Regions from separate parts of the Mus musculus genome. Here all the other regions are linked to region 1. Evidence: chromatin loops called from intact Hi-C (ENCODE). Cell type or tissue: heart. All regions are shown on one strand.

What was found. A loop is a pair of places that touch in the nucleus more often than their neighbours do. Peaks named below come from ENCODE experiments on the same cell type or tissue, not always from the same donor. Only the 100,000 strongest peaks of a DNase experiment are listed, where the experiment ranks them.
Region 2: it touches region 1 in a loop (3.0-fold over the local background); 4 of 42 quality-filtered maps call a loop at or near these places.
Region 3: it touches region 1 in a loop (2.6-fold over the local background); 4 of 42 quality-filtered maps call a loop at or near these places.

What each region holds. Positions count from the first base shown.
Region 1 is chr4:115,646,098-115,650,097 of GRCm38, forward strand. It overlaps Cyp4b1 (cytochrome P450, family 4, subfamily b, polypeptide 1), which reads right to left and starts at 1,624. Exons shown (of 12, transcript NM_007823.3): 1 at 1,411-1,624. The coding sequence starts at 1,590. In heart, a CTCF peak has its summit at 1,643; DNase peaks (open chromatin) are centred at 1,674 and 2,874.
Region 2 is chr4:115,474,430-115,478,429 of GRCm38, forward strand. No RefSeq gene overlaps it. Among named protein-coding and RNA genes, the nearest start is that of Gm52676, 7.2 kb to the right of the region's middle. In heart, a CTCF peak has its summit at 1,814 (motif pointing right); a DNase peak (open chromatin) is centred at 1,852.
Region 3 is chr4:115,480,310-115,484,309 of GRCm38, forward strand. It overlaps Gm52676 (a long non-coding RNA gene), which reads left to right and starts at 3,305. Exons shown (of 2, transcript XR_003955098.1): 1 at 3,305-3,479. It also overlaps the pseudogene Gm12833. In heart, no CTCF peak of the experiment used is centred here; no DNase peak of the experiment used is centred here.

The DNA.
Region 1 (4,000 bases):
ACTAGTAGAAAAGCTGTAAGATGCTAAAATTAAAAGAATGGAGCAGAAGTGGACCCCTGGGGAAGCACCTTCATCCTCCTGGGAGCAGAGAATGCTCTAGTGTCACCCAAGACATCCTCCTCCCACCCATAGTGTTCAATGGTACAGGTAAGTTCATAGGTTATCCCCAACAAGTTATCTGTAAGGAGCAAAAATCAGATTAGAGACCAAGTTCATTTCCAGTGTCAATTCCCCAGATGGAAGAAGAAAAAGGTAGAAAGAATGACACCCGCTTTTGAGACTTCATCCATGACATCCATGCCTGGGCTCCCAAACCTGCCTGTAGCTCAAAGCACACCAGAAGACTTAGTCTCGGGGTCCTAGTTCCAATCTAAAATGTTAGTCTCCAGATGTTTGGGGAGGTGTGTGGAGGATCTGTTTCTCCTGCCTGACTCTAAACCCTTATCTTGTGTTTAGAAGGTCTGGATCCCCAAGACAAGAGGAGTTCCTGAGACTGGATGCTAAGGTGAACCCCTCCTGAGCTGCCTTAACAGGAGACCCAACCAGGACCTGAACCTGGGGAACCGCCAGAGTTCCTCAGCCAGACAAAGGAAAGAGAAAAGGTACCTCCCAGCTTTGGGGGTACCAACCTCTCAGACACGCTGGGATGCATCAGAAGACAGCACTTTCCTCTGTTTTTACTTTGAACGTCCTCTTGGTCACCAGCAATCTTTACACTGCATAGAGCAGGACACTTCGTGACTGCCTAGTTGTCGGGTCAAACTTTGAGGATGTAATTTCTCCCGGGTGTGATCTATCAACAAGCCTCCACACCGACTTGCATTCTGTTCCTCAAAATAATGGGCCTGACGTGGTGGCGCGCATGCCTTTAATCCCAGCACTCGGGAGGCAGAGGCAGGCGGATTTCTGAGTTCGAGGCCAGCCTGGTCTACAAAGTGAGTTCCAGGACAGCCAGGGCTACACAGAGAAACCCTGTCTCAAAAAAACCGAAAAACCAAATAAATAAATAAATAAATAAATAAATAAATAAATAAATAAATAAATGAATGAATGAATGAATGGAACGCATCTCAGGCTTTCTTAAGCTGCCACTTTGAAATGTTGTGTTGCTTCTGAAGCCAGCTTGAAAGTCAGGGGTGGGAAAGCTGACTAGGAGCCGTGGTTCCAGGCCTCAGCCTCTTGTCTAAATTGATGACCTCCCTTCCCCAACTCCCCCATATCCCCACATACCTCAAGGGCATCTCCCATATCCCCACATACCTCAAGGGCATCTCCCATATCCCCACATACCTCAAGGGCATCTCCCATATCCCCACATACCTCAAGGGCATCTCCCATATCCCCACATACCTCAAGGGCATCTCCCATATCCCCACATACCTCAAGGGCATCTCCCATATCCCCACATACCTCAAGGGCATGACCAAAAAGCCAGTGCTTGGGGGGCCCTGGGAAGCTGTCCAAAGCCCTGGCCAGCTTCTGCCTCCGAAACAGCAGGCTGAGGAGCTTCAGGACGGTTACCATCAGGATCACTACAGAAGCCCACAGGCCGAGGCGGGAAAGGCTTGGAGAGAGAAAGCTGAGCGCCATGGCTAAACTCGCAGGACCCAGGCTCCAACTGCCTCCAGATGCCCCCCTCTGGATTGTCTTATACTCTGGATACGGGCACTGAGCCAGTCCCCACCTCCTTTGCCACACCCAACAGCTAGCAGCAGCTTAAACTGGGCCGAGTGCCATAGGGCGGAGATAGCTGCCTCAAAGCTCATAGGCACCAAAGGACAGAGTATGATTCAAAATGTAGCTTCATAGAAACCAGACCTAACAGAAACCAGATCATGAACATCCCACCTTGGTCTCTTGGAGCAGAGAACAGGGAGCAGTTCTCTGTGTGATCATTAGAATAACAACTGCCTTTCTGTTTTATCGTGTATGTTCAAGGGACTTTATACACACTATCTCACTTAAACTCCCCAAAGAGGTCATAGGTCCTCATCCTTTATCTGTGTTCCAGATAAGATCATCTGTGCTTTCTCATTAGACAGCTTCCACTGTCCCCTTGATGTGGACCCATGACAGAAATGGTACTTTTGCCTGTTTTATAATGTTCCATGTCCCCTTTTTGAGAGATTCCCCAGAAGGATAGGAGGAAAATGAACTATACCCAAAAGCATAGAACAATCTGGACAGGAATGTAGAATATACTTTCAAGATGATAAGGATTAATCATCAGATCCCTTTGGAATCGATAGAACCACTCAGGCCCAGTGATGAGTAGAGAAATACTCAGTTTCCCAGAAAGGCTGTGATTGCTCTGAAATGCCACAGCCAAGGGTTTTCTGTTGAAGGACCCACCTTGCCAGGAAATGCCTGCTGTTTCTCCCTCCAAAAGAGAATTTTACCATTCATGGCAACCACAGAGCACATTTACCACCAATGTTTGGGTAAAGGTCTTTGATTTAAGCCTCCTTTCAGAAAGGTAGATGGGGTCGCAAAGCATGAAACATGATCTGGCATGGCATGCGTAAATTAACAACAAGAATCCCGTCAATACTCTTTCGTGAAGGGACAAGAACACTGTTCCCACAAACTGGTTGGACCTGCATTTGCTAGATATAACATTGGCAAAGGGAACTGTGCCCCAAGCTCTTTCTTTTTCCACTTTCCAGCCTCCTACTGGTGTGCCCCATAGTCATCCAAATCAGAAAGGAGGTAGTGAGGACCTAAAGGAGGGTCAATCTGTGGGAGTTAGATTTTCAGCAGTGACAGAAAAACAAAGACTGAGTATTGTACAGAGGTGACAGGGCCAAACCAGCACACAGATGGGCTTGGAACTCCAGCAGCAGGTCCTGACTCAGAAAATGGTGAGTTGCCAACCTGGCTTTGTAGTCCCTTCTGGCAGAGGAGACCTGGAGGATAGCATAACAGACCCACCCACAGGCCGAGAAACAAGAGATAATATGATGAAAGGAACTCTGAAAGCTCCTTCTTCGTTGGTTTAGCCCACTTCTGAAAATCCATATCCATCCCAATGAAAATGCAGTTCACCCAGGTCAGAGAATTAGGGAACATGATAAGCTCTCTGCTGAGTTTTCACATTTTTAGAGTGAATTTGTATATCAGCATGCTGACCCCCAGGAAGTGTGATAAAGGATGTGTTTGAGGGAGGAACTAAGGGAGCTTCTCTGAAGCTTCCATCCACTGGGATTAACCTAGCTCTCCAGGCTACCATAGAAAACAGTTGCTGTGGAAAGAAGTTTGGAGATAAGCCACCATCCAGTAGTATGCTGTAATGGTATGCAACTGGGACTCAATGGCAGATTACACATCTTCTCTCAACTTTCAGTTCAATGACATCACACTAGCAGCTAGGAACTGACCATTGTAGGAACATTAACATCACAGAAATTGCAAATATTGCCATGGCTTTCTCCCCTAGGAAACCAGCTATTAAATGTTTCCCAACATGCCATTGGCCCAAATCCCAGGTTTAAAGTATTCCTTATCCAGTGGCACTTGACTAAGAAACTATTATGACTCAGGCCTGCAGGAACACTGGAGGCCCCTTTATAGAGCCTCAAAAAGGACATTTGCAAATCTAGAATTGTCACTTGTCAGAGAAAGACTAAGGCTATAAACTCAGGGAAAGCCACTGCCTTTATCCAGTAGCTCTTCTTCTCAAGGAAGCCCCCCTCCAGTGCCTTTCTCTCCTAAAAATATCGATTCTAGCCTTGATTGACACTCTTCTTGACTGTGTGCACTTTTTTCTTTCAAATGCTTTCAATCTGTCACATTCCAGAGACCAAGTGTGCCTTTCCCTTGCTTTGCACAGAACAGAAAGGCACACAGTGGGGTGACAACCATATTCATGAAACAACCTCAAAAAGCTGCACTGTGATGTAGAAGTGGAGACAACAGGGTCAACGGCCACTCACAACATGATCATGTTTTGTGTGGTGTGGTGTGGTGTGGTATGTGTGTGGTGTGTGTGGTGTGGTGTGTG
Region 2 (4,000 bases), 170 kb before region 1:
AATTATTTCCTACTTCTCTGACCCTTGAGGGTTGGTTGGTGGACTGGTGAAGGAAAGGGGCTTTTCAGATCTTAACTTAGTTGTATTTGTTTTGAATATTTTAGTGGTTCAGTTTTGTGATTTGGACTTTGGGGAGGGGATGGTCACAAGTGTTCTGAGGTGAACTTGAGAAGGCTGAAAACTGAATTTGATTGAATGCATTATGTGAAATATCTACATAATCAATAAAAATATTATGTTATTAAAAAGGTAAAGTACAGAAGATAGAAAAATTAACACAGAAGATAAGGTTGGGATTAAAGATGAATTGTTATATTCCATTTGCACAATAAATATTTTATTTATTTATTTATTTATTTAGATATTTTCTTTATTTGCGTTTCAAATGCTATCCCAAAAGTCCCCTATGCCCTCCCCCTGCCCTGCTCCCCTACCCACTCACTCCCACTTCTTGGCCCTACGTTCCCCTGTACTGGAGCATATAAAGTTTGCAAGACCAAGGGTCCTCTCTTCCCAATGATGGCCGACTAGGTCATCTTCTGCTACATATGCAGCTAGAGACATGAGCTCCAGGGGTACTGGTTAGTTCATATTGTTGTCCCACCTATAGGGTTGCAGAACCTTTCAGCTCCTTGGGTACTTTCTCTAGCTCCTCCATTGGGGGCCCTGAATTCTATCAATAGATGGCTGTGAGCATCCACTTCTGTATTAGCCAGGCACTGGCATAGCCTCACTCGAGACAGCTATATCAGGGTCCTTTCAGCAAAATCTTGCCAACAATAAACATTTTTTAAAAAAACAAATGTCAGTTCTTTTTTGGGGGTTTAAGAAAGAGTTTATTTAACTTACACTTCCACAGCACTGTCCATCATTGAAGGAAGCCAGGACAGGAACTCAGAAAAGGCAGGAACCTGGAGGCAGGAGCTGATGCAGAGGCCATGGAAGGGTGATACTTACTGGCTTTCTTCACATCGTTCAGTCTTCTTTCTTTTCTTTTTAACTAGATACTTTCTTTATTTACGTTTCAAATGTTACTCCCTTTCCTAGTATCCCCTCCGAAAATCCCCTATCCCCTCTTCCCCTCCCCCTGCTTCCCAACCCACCAACTCCCATTCCTGGTCCTGGCATTCTCCTATACTGGGGCATAGAACCTTCACAGGACCAAGAGCCTCTCCTCCCATTGATGACCAACTAGGCCATCTTCTGCTACAAATAGAGCTAGAGCTACTAGTTCCACCATGTGTTTTCTTTGATTGGTGGTATAGTTCCAAGGAGCTCTGAGGGTACTGCTTAGTTCATATTGATGTTCCTTCTATGGGGCTTCAGTCCCCTTCAGCCACTTGGTTTTTTCTCTGGCTCCAGCTTTAGGAATTCTTAAAAGGTTCACAGCAGTTCACATAAAAATGACTACGTTTTTCCATCTAAACTAGCATAATGATTTTCAAGCCAAGTGATTATAATTATGTTCCAATTACATAGCAATAAACACAAACACATTTAAGCATGTTTAAATGTGTAGTATAATGTAAGAGGGAAACTGTTCTACAACAATTCAGTATGCTTCTGGTCCTAGTGTTCAATAAAAAAGAATGCAAAGAGCAATATTATATATCACACAGATTATCTAACATTAATAATTCACAAGGTGAATAATGTATTTTGGATATGAAGTATTTTAAGGTTGGAATGGTAGCTATGTTTGGTAGACTGACTCAAATTTTTCCAACATTGCTGTTAACTAGCTGAGCTACTTGAGTTAGGAGACTTGGGTGTGTCTCCAACACTGACCAGCCACCAGGGGGCACTGACATATTTGAGATAGCTAGACCCAGGAAACTGCATGTGAATTTGCAGCAGGCTGTCTTGGAAAAGAACAGAGATCCCAAGGTACCAAAAGATAGGATGCCAGTTGCCAGACTGGATTCTGCCAGTGGGGACAAATGTGGCAGATGAGATGGAATCAGCCTGCTTGGGTGGGAGGCTGGAGATTGTTGCAGGTTCCATGGGTCTTGATGCTTGTTCTATCTAAATTTTCAGGCCTCTTCTCTCTGAGATAGAATGTAGACACACATACACACAAACACACAGCAAGATTTCTTTGCTCCACACTTTTCTGTCTTGTATTTTGCTCCCTGGATGCTCTTAATTTTGTTGTTGTTATTGTTGTTGTTGCTGCTGCTATTTTTGACTTTCATGGAGTCATTATCTATATATAGGCACAGAGACTCTTATATATTTTAAATGCTTAGGCCTCCAACTTGGGCTACCCTTGCCCCCCCCCCCCAGCTGTTCTAACCTGACTAATTCTTCCAACATCCCAGCAAGTGACCTGGTCTACCTCTCTGCTCATGTTCACTCCCATCCACCTCTGTGTCTACTTGCTCAATCCTCTTGTGCCTGATTCTTCCCACTGAGCCCATCTCTGCCCAGACATCCTGTGTTTCCTCTCCTGACTCAGCCATTGGTCATCAGATCTTTCTTAAACTAATCAGAAGGTGATGGGGATATATATTTACAAAATACTAAGGCAGATGATGATTCGTTAAAAATAACAATACCAAAGTCTAGACAGTAATCATCTCTCTGCCAGTACAGAAATAAAAATTTGAATAATAGGAAGACAACCTTTACACAGTGCACAAAAAGATTCCCACACATGTTTTTACTTTGTGGTTACTATAATATAGACAGGCTAAAGAAAAAGAGCATTCTAAGGCCATCTCCATCCAACTTTGTTTTCTTTTTATGTTTTTGTGTTTTGTGTTTGCTATTCTCTATACTGCAAGAATTTAAATATAAGTTACATGTGGTAAATTACACAGAGACTCTCCTATGCTATGCAGCCCAACTGGTAGCCCTCTTTATTTTTTTTAAATTTTTTTATTACATATTTTCCTCAATTACATTTCCAATGCTATCCCAAAAGCTTCCCACACCCCCCTCTCCCCTACCCACCCATTCCCATTTTTTTGGCCCTGGCATTCCCCTCTACTGGGGCATATAAAGTTTGCCTGTCCAGTGGGCCTCTCTTTCCAGTGATGGCCGACTAGGCCATCTTTTGATATGTATGCAGCTAGAGTCAAGAGCTCCAGGATACTGGTAGTTGATAATGTTGCACCTACAGAGTTGCAGATCTCTTTAGCTCCTTGGGTACTTTCTCTAGCTCCTCTTTAAATGGGAAATTCACCTTGTGAACTATCACGTTTGCTTTCTAGCTAGATTGAGAGACATAATAAGAATGGATACATTATGAATTTGCAGGGGAGGGCATCAGAAAGAGCATTTAAGAAGAAAGGAGAAGCTTGACACACAGAGAGGCCAAGATATTCCCTAGCTTATATAATTATTAGAAGTTACCTTAAGCTTCCCAGACACATTAGGCTCAATATATACTACACTGGTGGTCTTTTGTAAGGATAAAATCCTGTGCAGTGTGTGGAAGCATCCCCTGTCAATTAAAAGTTGATGGCCCTTAGCAAAAGGCAGAAAGTAGAAGGTGGGAGTTCTAATAGAGAGATGGGAACTCTGATAGATAGTCAGAGGCAGGGAAATTTCACCATGGGCTTGGAGGAGACACATGAAACTGAAGAGAGGTAAGTAGCCATGTGGCAGAAATAGACTGGAATAAAGAGATGGGTCATGAGCTAGTCAGGGAACAAGCCAAAGCTTGTGGCCTAGATAGTTATTCATAAATAATTAAGTCTCAGAATTATTATTCTGGGAACAAAGATGGCAGGTAGAAAAGCTCATGGCTACAGTCTTTATTTGTTTTGGATGACAGGTCCTACACAGACTATGATTCACCTGGAAAATGCAGAATCTTTCTAGGTCAAAGGGTATTAAGGTCATATGGAGTTAGATAGATAAGAAGAACTCAAGGAGTTGAAGGGGTTTGCAGCCCCATAGGAGGAACAGCAATATGAATCAACCAGTACCCCCAGAGCTCCCAGGGACTAAACCGCCAAAGAGTACATACGGAGGGACTCAAGGCTCCAGCTGC
Region 3 (4,000 bases), 170 kb before region 1:
GGAAAGAGTAGCATATTAGATAGTTATTTCTCCTGAATGGAAATACTTCATTGTGGTGGTTGGGATATGCTTGACCCAGGGAGTGGCACTCTGAGGAGATATGGTCATGTTAGAGTAGCTGTGGCCTTGTTGGACAAGTGTGTCATTGTGGGAGTAAGCTTTGAGACCCTCCTCCTAGCCTCTTGGGAGCCAATCTGTCCCTGGCTTCCTATGGATGAAGATGTAGAACTCTTAGCTTCTTCTCCTGCCTACCTAGATGCCCCTTCCTGCTATAATAATAGACTGAACCTCTAAACCTATAAGATAGCCCCAATTAAATGTTATCTCTTATGAGAGTTGCTTTGGTCATTGTGTCTTTTCACAGCAATGGAAACCCTAAGACATTCTTTATAGCATAAAAATAAACACAACATAAAAGTTCCATGAAGCTTCTGTTGTCATCAAGATGAGCGGCCGCTGGCAGCATTCGTGAAGAAGTAGGAAAGCTGCTATTGCGAGTCCTGCTGCCACTTCTGTGAGACTGCCCAGGCCCAAGAAAGAGCTGCAGACGAGCAGAAGCTCAAGCTAGGGCGGCTCATGAAGAACCCAGACAAAGCAGTTCCAGTTCCAGAGAAAATGAATGAATAGGCTCCTCGAGCCCCTCCAGAATTCATCCGAGATGTATAGGCACCTACGGTGGAGAGAGTACCAGCGGCAGGACTACATGGATGCCATGGCTGAGAAGCAAAAACTGAGTGCAGAGTTTCAGAAGAGACTAGAAAAGAGTAAAATTGCTGCAGAGGAGCAGATTGCAAAGCACCGGAAAAAGCGCCAGAAGTTAAAAGAGAAGTTACTGGCAAAGAAGATGAAACTTGAGCAGAAGAAACAGAAGGAAGAACCCTGTCAGGGCCAGGAACTGCATGCCAGCAGCTCTGAAGAGGCATCTGAAACATAGGAGGAAGAGGAGCCCAGCGTTGTCATCATGAGGCCATGAGGATTTTCAGCAGCCGTGAACCCAGCTCATTCTGTGATAAGCCTTAGAAGAGAAAAGGCTGTGTGTGACCAGCTGCCCGACTGGCTGTGTTGGGAGAAGGCAGGCACCTCCTGCAGCCCTGCCTGCCTGGGGAGTGGAGGGAGCAGACTCTAGACATTTGCAGATTGCATTCTGTATCCTGCCCTGCTCTTGCTGAAGGGGAGTGAGTGCTTCCCCTTCCCCTGGTGCCTGTTCCCTTCTGCTTGAACAGCAGTGAGCTCTGGGCTGGTTTCTGTGAAGGGAATCTTTATTTAGTAAAGAGCAGAAAACCTTAAAAAAAAAAAGTTCCGTGAAGCTCCTGAAACTTCCAGTGGTTCACAAGGGCCTTCCCCAAGACTGTGCAAGCTGGAACTAGATGTTTAGGTATAGCTCCCATAGACTGGTGTTCAGACAAGCCTGTGGAGGCCACAGAGTGTAATGTGGTGGTTTGGATTTGTTTGGCCCAGGGAGTGGCACTATTAGGAGGAAGAAGAAACAGACCAAATGACCTGCCTAAAAGTCAAGTTCCAACGCTACAGCTTTCATTAGTCATCACCCACTTGGGGTAGACTTTTTGGTGATGCAGCTAACTTTGGGTCACCCATGCCCAGTAAGTCATCCCTTGTTACATTTTTGTAAGTAATCCCAATAAACTCACTGTTTTGCTGAGCTGAGCATGACTGAAATCCTTTCTGATTGTTGTCAGTGCCCTATCCAGTGTGAAAAGGTATTTGTGCAAGTCATTGTCAGAGAAGACAGACAATAATCACAGAGTCAAACTATTTGACAAATGGCTCAATTGAGCCTTCAAAGCACTCCTCTTCCTCCTTCTCCTCCTCCTTCTCATTTTTCTCTTCCCTTCCTCTTCTCTTTTTTCATCTTTCTCCTCTTCTCCCTCTCCTTCTTTATTTTATTAGAAATAGATTTTTTTTCATACAATACATTCTGATTATGTTTTCTTTTCCTTTAAACCTCTAAGGTCCACCCCACCTCCTCTCCCAACTGAACCCACATTCTTCCTGTCTCTCATTAGAAGACAAACAGGCATCTAAAGAATAAAAATCAAATAACATAAACCAAAAACAAACAAACTGGAATAAAACGAAACAAACAGAAGAAAAAGAGTCAAAGAAAAAGCATGAGAAATACATATAAATAGAGAAACACACACCCTCATACACACAGAAATCCTGCAAAAACACAGAACCGGAAACCGTATTATGGTAACACCTGTAAGATTAAAAGAAATGCCCCAATAAACATGATGAGACCAAGAACCTCAAAAGATGCCATTGAGTTTGTTTTCTGTTGGCCATCTACTGCTGGCTTGGGGCTTGCCCATAAGCATGGTTTGTATCTCCAGTGAGACTCTATTGAAGAGAACTAATTTTGTGAGAAGTTATCAATTGCAAATAGCTTCTGGGTTAGGAATAGGGCTTATGTCCACTTCCCCTCTCATTACTTAGACTCCATCTGGTGCAGATCCATGCAGGCCCTGGGCATGCTGCCACAGTGTCTGTGTTCATGTGCATGTCAGTCCTCGTATGTTTAGAATATCTTGTTTCTTGCTATCCACCATCCCCTCTGAATTTTATAGTCTTTCCACCTCCTCTTCTTCAGGGCGCCAAGAGCCCTGAGGGGAAGGATTTGATGAAGACATCTTTTAGAGGTAAGTGCTCCAAGTTCTTACTCTCTACACACTGTGTAGCTGGGAGGGTGGTCTCTGTATTTTTCCCATCTACTATAAAAGGAAGCTTCTCTGATGATATCTGAGCAAGGTACCGACTTATAAATATAGCAGAATGCCAGCAGAAGTTGTTTTATGCCCATATTCCTGTAATAGAACAGTAGTATTTTGTTTTCCCCTGGGTCCTGGTCGATCTTGTCTTAGGTTCTTGGCTACTGAGTATTGTTGGGAATATGTTATATCTCATGGTGTAGGCCTTTAATCCAATCAGATATTGGTTAGTTACTGCCATAGGCTCTGTACTACTATTGCACTAGAATATGTTGCAAAAGCAGGTCATCCTTGTAACTTGACACGTTTCTAAGTAGGTTGGTATTTACCTTTCTCCTTCAGTAGAGTACAAAATACCTACCTTCCAGTACCATGAACATTAATCCATAGGAGAAAAGGCACCAGCTCAACTTTGCTGTGTTCAATAAATTGTGTAGACTTTATCTTCAGCAGTATGGCCTTAGTGTGTATTTGTGGAGAACAATCAATAGACTTGTCAATAGCCTGAGTTGTTTGGGGTTTCTCATGGAGCAACTTTGGCCAACAACTCAATTAGATATAACCAATTCCTGGTACTGTAAGGATCATTTGGTGTTAGGAATTATTTGCCACTTCAATGAAGCAGAGGGGAGAGAAAAGAAAAAAAAAGAGTCTGCCTTCCAGGCAAAGTCATGGCAGATCAAGATCTGTTGACAAATCTCCCAGCCTGCTGACATGCAAAGATAAGAGGAGTCATACTTGAGGCTTTTGGTGAGGAGCTGAAGATTCTACTGACCTTGGTGGGAAGGGAATCTTTTGGGTTTAGAACAAATGTGTATATTTTAGCAAAATTGTTTCTGTTAGCTTGTGGCTTTGCTCCCCACAGTACTGTAGTATAAAAAGGCTATGAGAAGTACATGCAAGGATGGCGTGGTATAGTCATGCAGCCCTCCCATTATCTATCTCTTGCATCTTTTTTCTATCTTTCCTATAAACATCCTAACACCTTCCTCAGAGGACTGTTCAACTCTGAACTGGCGGGTCTGGTACAATTAGATAATGAGAGATATCCAGTTGGAGCTCTGTTTGTCTCATTATTGGACAACTTTATTTAGATTGCATTCATACTTGTATATATTTTGGGATGGCTGTACTGTGTTAGATTTCTATATAAACCCTAAATGGCCTTTAGTTTTAACTGTCCTTCCCCACCCATATTCTCTCTCTCTCTCTTTCTCTCTCTCTCTCTCCCTCTCTCTCTCTCTCTTTCTTCTTCTTCTTCTTCTTCTTCT